Regions from separate parts of the Homo sapiens genome. Here region 1 is linked to region 2. A link is a contact called in ENCODE Hi-C data. All regions are on one chromosome and are shown on one strand. The core of a region is the stretch at or near the end of the contact, and the rest is flanking DNA. Distances in the headings are between cores, read along the strand shown.

Region 1 (3,592 bases), core at 1-2,500, 540 kb before region 2:
AGACCTATCGGGAGAGCTGGGGTGTATGTGACGCAGATTCTGAGGGCCATGAGCCGAGGGAAGGAGCCAGACGCTGTCCTAAGTGCCAGGGGAAGTTGTTAGAGGTGTTAAGCGTGGCATGACGTGGCTGGATTTAGGGTCTGAGATGAACTTTCCTGCTCCTGAATGGACTCTGAGGAGAAGGAAGATACTACCATCCGTAATCCACCCCGGGAAGGCACTGACCTCCTTGACCATGGGGAGGATGAGAGGCCGCCGCTCTGTGCCTGGGTCCCCATGGCCTCTAGGGTCCCTTCACGTTTTCACCTCATGATCCTGGAAGCTGGGACCTGCCCAAATCCACCGGGTGGCCCCAGCCTCCCCATCTCTGGGGCAGGGGGTGGGCAGCCTTCTCCTCCTGGTTTATAGCCACAGATGACTCCAGGCACAGTGGTCCTCAACCGCCTCTAGGGACCATGGGGACGGCTGCCCTCTGTGTGTGACGGTGGCTGGGCAGAAGCCAGCTGGGCTGTCGTGGGTAGGGCCTGGAGGCCTCTGGCTGTATGGTGGTCTAGCTTTGGCACCACCTTGGGGGGCTCCGGGTAGGAGGTGTCCACCAGAGGGGACCTGGGCAGCTCAGCAGAGGCTTGGTCACTCCCGAGCCGTCTGTGGGTCCCACTGGTCTGTACCCTCAACCCCACTGACCTGCACTGGTCATGCCCAGCTCTCACAGGATGATGGCCCCAGCCTTGTAATGAGTCACCTGCTGCCCTCCTGCCCCTCCAGCTGGTCCCCCACCCAGCAGCCACAGGGCTTTCCTTAAAACATAAGAAAGACCCTGCTTCTTACCTGCTCAGATCCCACCAAGAACCGGCCACCTCACTCCAGATAAACTCCAGACTCTTCACTGAGCCCAAAGGCAACGAGCAGAAGTGTCCAGAAATCACACAGAGCTCAGCAGGTGGTGAGGCACCTGGACCCGAGTCACCCAGCAGCTGAACAGGCCATCCCTGAGGCCATGCACGCCCCGGCCCTGCAGGTGTGACGGCCGAGGCTTCCACGACGGGGGGTGAGTGGGAGCTAATATGGCTGGTGAAAGCACTGGGTTCAGTGGGGATGGCATCTCCCGCCCTCTGTCCAAGGTGGGGAAAAAGTCAGCTTCAGGTGAGGGAGACCCTGGACGCCTGGCTTTGGGCTGATTCCCCACTCACTTGGCCTCTCCCAAGCATACTTTCCTGCTTTGTAGGGATGTGGGTTCGCGGGACAGTAACAGGAGAATCAAGGCAAGAACTCAGAGGGGGATAGCCAAGGTAGGCGGAGCTGCCTGGTGGGTGGGACTAACCCAGGTGGGTGGGGCTGCTTGTGAGTGGGGCTAGCCCAGGTGGGTGGGGCTGCCTGGTGGGCAGGGCTTTCTTCCCCGTCAACATTTCCCTCTCTCGGTTAAGGCCAGGGCAGAGCCCACACATGGGTGTGCCCAACCTTAAGGCCTGCCCTGGGTGAGTTAAGACTCCCCAGCTCACCTAGGTCCTACCTGAGGGGAACCTACACGGCCAACCTCCTCAAGGATCCTGAAGCCACCCAGAAGACAGTGGGGCTAGGGTGCCATTCATTCATTCATTTATTCATTCACCTATTCATTTATTTACTCGCTTCACCACCCTTTCCTGGGTAATATTAAGAATAACAGTGGGCCTAGGAATATAGAACATTCTTAGGGGTTTCTTGCAGGCCAGGCACCCTAAGAAAAAGTTATGTAACCCACGTGGCCTCGCTGTGAGGGGGACGACTGCTGTCCTCACTTAATAGATGAGGAGCTGAGCCATGGAGGCCTCACAGCTGGGCAGCTGGGGGTGGACCCCATAGACTGGAGGGGGATGGGCAGGGGCAAGGAGTTCTGCTGGCCCCAGGCCTCTTGTACACATCTTGGGAAGTACTAAAAATGAGTACTTGCTCAAGTCCCTCTCTTCATTGAGCACAGGGAGCTCTTGGCCCTTCCCTCCTCCTCCCTTTACCCTCACCGCCCAATTCCACACGGGTGTACTGAGCACTTGCTAAGGGCCAAGACCAGCACTAGGTGGAGCACACAGTAGGAACCCAAGGCAGCCCTCCCTGCCCAGCTCTCCAGGACACTGTCGTCAATGCCAGCGGGAAGCATAGAGAGGCCAGGGAAAGACGGGCAGTCAGGAGGAAGGAGCCAGCGGAGGGGAGAGAGGGCCGGCAGCTCAGTGCACCTGGACCGTGGTGGATGCTGGACTATGACCAGAGACAGGGCTGCAGCCCAGAGCTAGCCCCAGACCCACAGGGCCTCAGGGGGCTTCACAGGCTTTGTCAGGGGTTTGGACTTTCTCCCGAGGGCTGGGGACCCTGCAAGTTGCAGAAACTGGGCTATATTTGGCATTTTAGAAGCCTCCCCCAGCTGTAGTGGAGGGGAATTGGAGGGAGTGGGAGAGGAGGTTCCCATTCTCACTCAGGTGGGAGATGGTGGTGGGATGGAGGGTGACCCTGATTGATAGGACTCAGGGACAAATTAAAGGTGAGGGCCAGGGAGAGGGTTATCCAGACAGCTCCCAGGAAGATGGCAGTGGGATGGAGGGTGACCCTGATGGGACTCAGGGACAAATTAAAGGTGAGGGCCAGGGAGAGGGTTATCCAGACAGCTCCCAGGAAGATGGTGACACCAGTGAGGTGGGGAGATAGGATGGCATTTGGTTCCCACTGAGCTGGAGATGCCTGTACAAAGCTTCTAAGATACCCAAGGCAGAATCTGCAGCTCCTGCAAAGACAAGAGCTCTGCTCTGCCTCCAGGGAATCAGGGGAGGTCTCCCCAGTGCCCTACTGGGACCTCCAGAGACCCTATGCGAGCCTCCCCCAACCCAACCACCAGCCCATCAGCGCCACCTACCGGCTGCTCAGGGCAGGCACTCAGCAACTTGCTGAGGGCAGATCCTGATGTGTCCCCGTTTTACAGATGAGGAAACTGAGGCCAGGAGACAAGATGACGCCTGTTTGAGGTTACGTAGAGGTGGAGGTGGCATAAGACCTCAGTTCTTCCTGGCAGATCCTCTCCAAAGAGCCCCGTCTGAGAGCAGATGGAAGGAGGTGGTGTCAGGAGATACCTTATCTTACTTTTGTCTGCTGTCAGCATTCCAACAACCCTAGATTATTTTGGCACCCCGCAGTGTCACTCAGTCTCACCATAGCCTCACTCTAATTATCAAAGCTCATCTTTTGGGCTGATATCTGCTTCTGGGACTCCCAGTAGCCCACCTGGGTCCTGCTGGGGAGGACTGTAGAAATCTGACTGCCCCAGGTTGATTTTCTCCCTCTGTCTTCAACATTCAGATTGCCAGCCCACCTGTTAAATCATGATGAGTTGGTGATGGTGATGGTGATGGTGATGATAGTGATGATGGTGATAATGATGGCGTTGATGATGGTGATGATAATGGTGATGATGGTGGTGATGGTGATGGTGATGATGGTAAGGATGATAATGGTGATGATGATGGTGGTGATGATGGTGATGACGGTGATGGTGATGATGGTGGTGATAATGATGGTGATGACGGTGATGGTGATGAAAGTGGTGATGATGGTGGTGATGATGGTGAGG
Region 2 (3,326 bases), core at 604-3,103:
CTCGCTTGGGCCACTCAAGCTATGCATAATTCTTGGGCTCTTCGATTTATTATTTTTATTATTTTTTCTGCTTCTGTGAGTGTTTTTTGTTGTTGTTGTTTTTGTTTGTTTGATTTTTGAGATGGAGTTTCAATCTTTTTGCCCAGGCTAAAGTACAATGGTGCAATCTCAGCTCACTGCAACCTCCGCCTCCCAGGTTCAAGCAATTCTCCTGCCTCAGCCTCACAAATAGCTGGGATTGCAGGTGTGCACCACCATGCCTAGCTAATTTTGTATTTTTAGTAGAGACAGGGTTTCACCATGTTAGTCAGGCTGGTCTTGAACTCCTGACTTTAAGTGATCTGACCACCTTGGCCTCCCAGAGTGCTGGGATTACAGGCATGAGCCACCACGCCCAGCCCCAGGCAAAATTTTCTTGATTTTTGAATGTTAAATGTACAACTAAATAGTACACGGTGTTGCTGTGCCTTGGGTACTACCCTTTAAAAATTTAGAAAAGTATTTAATTTTTAAAAGTGAGATTAGAAAGCTGATGTTTTACATTCTTTATTTTTACCAAAACAGTACCTGAGTAGACAGTACCTGAGGCTGTCTCCCCAGCACCCACTCCCACCAGTCCCTCTACACCCTTTGCAGTTTTCGCCATCACTTGAATTAAACTTTCACCTCCTCTTGATTAAACAGTGATATCTATTGACTCCTTAAAGATGAAATAGCTCATTCCCCACCCAAAATTTGAGACTTTCATTGTATTTGTGAGTTTTTTTTTTTTTTTCTGAGAGGGAGCCTTTCTCTGTTGGTCAGGCTGGAGTACAGTGACACAATCTCAGCTCACTGCAACCCCCATCTCCCAGGTTCAAGCCTCAGCCTTCTATGTAGCTGGGACTACAGGCGTGCGCCACTACGCCCAGCTAGTTTTTGTATTTTTTAGTAGAGACGGAGTTTCACTATATGTTGGCCAGGCTGGTCTCGAACTCCTGACCTCAGGTGATCCACCCGCCTCGGCCTCCCAAAGTGCTGGGATTACAGACGTGAGCCACCACGCCCAGCCGTATTTGTTACTTCTATTTCGGGACCAACTCCATCAGTTGCACCTGTAAGCTGCGTCACCAAGGACCGGGAGTGGGTGCAAGGCTGGGAACGTGCGGTGCAAGCCCCTGCCCTCTGTCCACCCGCAGCGTCCCAGGCCGGGATCTGTCTTGAGAGCTCGAGTGTAGAAAAATGTTTTATTTTATTTTATTTATTTTTTTGAGACGGAGTCTAGCTCTGTGGCACAGGCTGGAGTGCAGTGGCGGGATCTCGGCTCACTGCAACCTCCACCTCCCGGGCTCAAGCGATTCTCCTGCCTCAGCCTTCCAAGTAGCTGGGATTACAGGCGCGTGCCACCACGGCCAGCTAATTTTTGTATTTTTAGTAGAGACGGGGTTTCACCATGTTGCCCAGGCTGGTTTTGAACTCCTGACCTCAAGTAATCCGCCTGCCTCGGCCTCCCAAAGTGCTGGGACTACAGGCGTGAGCAACCACGCCTGGCCAGAAAAATATAACTGAAGCCCAAGGTCAGAAGCCAAGCTAGGCAGTCCCACTTAGCGCTGCCCGAGTTGATGGGGACCTCAGTTTCCCCACCTGAGCCTGGATCGGCTGAACCTGGGAGTGCCTCCCCTGACCCGCTCTGGCAACAGCGGCAGTCCAGGCCCCGCCCCTCGCGACTCTGTCTCCTCCCGCCCCAGACCACGCCCACCACACCTCCCTGGCCCCGCCTTTACCTCCCCGCCCCGACCTCGACTCCGCCCCACGCCCAGGCCCCGCCCACTGCCCGGGCGCCTCTTCCCCTCCCCCCAGGTTCCTGTCCCTCACCCTTCCCCCTTCTCCAACCGCCAACGGCCGCCTGCGCCTGAGGCCCGGCCCACGCCCCATCCCGCTCGCTCCACGCTGCGGCAGCCCCGGCGGCCCCAGGTGCGTCCCTCCGAGGAGGAATGACGGGGCGGTCCCCGGGCTGGGCCTCGGCTCTGCAGGCGGGGATGGGGGCTGCCGGGCCGGGTCGGGCCCCTGCGGGTGGGCGGAGGGCGGCGGGCCGTGGGCGAGGCCGCCCCTCACCTGGTCGCACCTCACCTGGCCCCCCCTCCCCTGGCTGCTCCTCACCTGACCCCCTCCTCGGCCGCCCCTCACCTGGCCCCCTCCCCTGGGCGCCCCTCACCTGACCCCCACCCCGGCCGGCCCCTCTCCTGGCCGCCCCTTACCTGGTCGCCCCTCCCCTGACTCCCTCCCCTGGTCGCTCCTCACCTGGCCGCCCCTCACCTGGCCCCCTCCCCTGGCCGCCCCTCCCCTGGTCGCCCCTCCCGTGACCCCCTCCCCGGCCGCCCCTCCCCTGGTCGCCGCTCACCTGACCGCCTCCCCTGGTCGCTCCTCACCTGGCCGCCCCTCACCTGGCCGCCCCTCACCTAATCGCCCCTCATCTGGTCGCCCCTCCCCTGACCCCCTCACCTGGTCGCCCTTCCCCGGGCCCCTCACCTGGCCCTCCCTCACCAGGCCGCCCCCTCCCCTAGCCGCCCCTCACCTGGTCCCCTCCCCTGGCCGCCCCTCCCTTGGCTGCCCCTCCCTTGGCTGTCCCCTTTCCTGGCCGCCCCTCCCCTCGTCCTCTCCTCTGGCTGCCTCTCACCTGGCCGCGTGTTGCAGGTGCGCGGCCCCCGCCATCCCGCCCCGCCGCCCTGCGCCATGGAGGAGGGCCCTCTGCCGGGCGGGCTGCCCAGCCCCGAGGATGCGATGGTGACGGAGCTCTTAAGCCCCGAGGGTCCGTTCGCTTCGGAGAACATCGGCCTGAAGGCCCCCGTGAAGTACGAGGAGGACGAGTTCCACGTCTTCAAAGAAGCGTACCTGGGCCCGGCGGACCCCAAGGAACCCGTCCTGCACGCGTTCAACCCCGCGCTGGGCGCCGACTGCAAGGGCCAGGTCAAGGCGAAGCTCGCGGGGGGCGACAGCGACGGCGGGGAGCTCCTCGGGGAGTACCCCGGGATCCCAGAGCTCAGCGCGCTGGAGGACGTCGCGCTCCTGCAGGCCCCGCAGCCGCCCGCCTGCAACGTGCACTTCCTGTCCTCGCTGCTACCCGCGCACCGCAGCCCGGCGGTGTTGCCCCTGGGCGCCTGGGTCCTGGAAGGAGCCTCCCACCCGGGCGTCCGCATGATCCCAGTAAGAACCGCCTGGGGAATGGGCACAGCTCCCCCTCCATCCCTTCCCCAACCCATCTGAGGCTGCTAGTGTACCCCAGGATTTCCCTCTACAAGCATTTTCCCTGGTGACACCACACACAGCCCACCGGAGTCACTGATTCT

The links. A loop is a pair of places that touch in the nucleus more often than their neighbours do. Pooled maps may share reads with other maps.
Region 1: a map with no recorded cell type shows a loop between it and region 2 (5-fold over the local background). The contact joins the promoter of MYEOV here to the promoter of TESMIN in region 2. A Hi-C loop is called at or near these places in 2 of 37 single-sample maps with no recorded cell type and 4 of 50 pooled maps.

Annotation. Positions count from the first base shown.
Region 1 is chr11:69,291,813-69,295,404 of GRCh38, reverse strand. It overlaps MYEOV (myeloma overexpressed), which reads right to left and starts at 1,250. Exons shown (of 3, transcript NM_001293291.2): 1 at 829-1,250; 2 at 1-172. The coding sequence starts at 50. RefSeq lists an enhancer at 2,128-2,679.
Region 2 is chr11:68,750,047-68,753,372 of GRCh38, reverse strand. TESMIN (testis expressed metallothionein like protein) reads left to right here and starts at 1,853. Exons shown (of 10, transcript NM_004923.3): 1 at 1,853-1,953; 2 at 2,674-3,183. The coding sequence starts at 2,713. RefSeq lists silencers at 1,621-1,740, 1,751-2,040 and an enhancer at 1,741-2,726.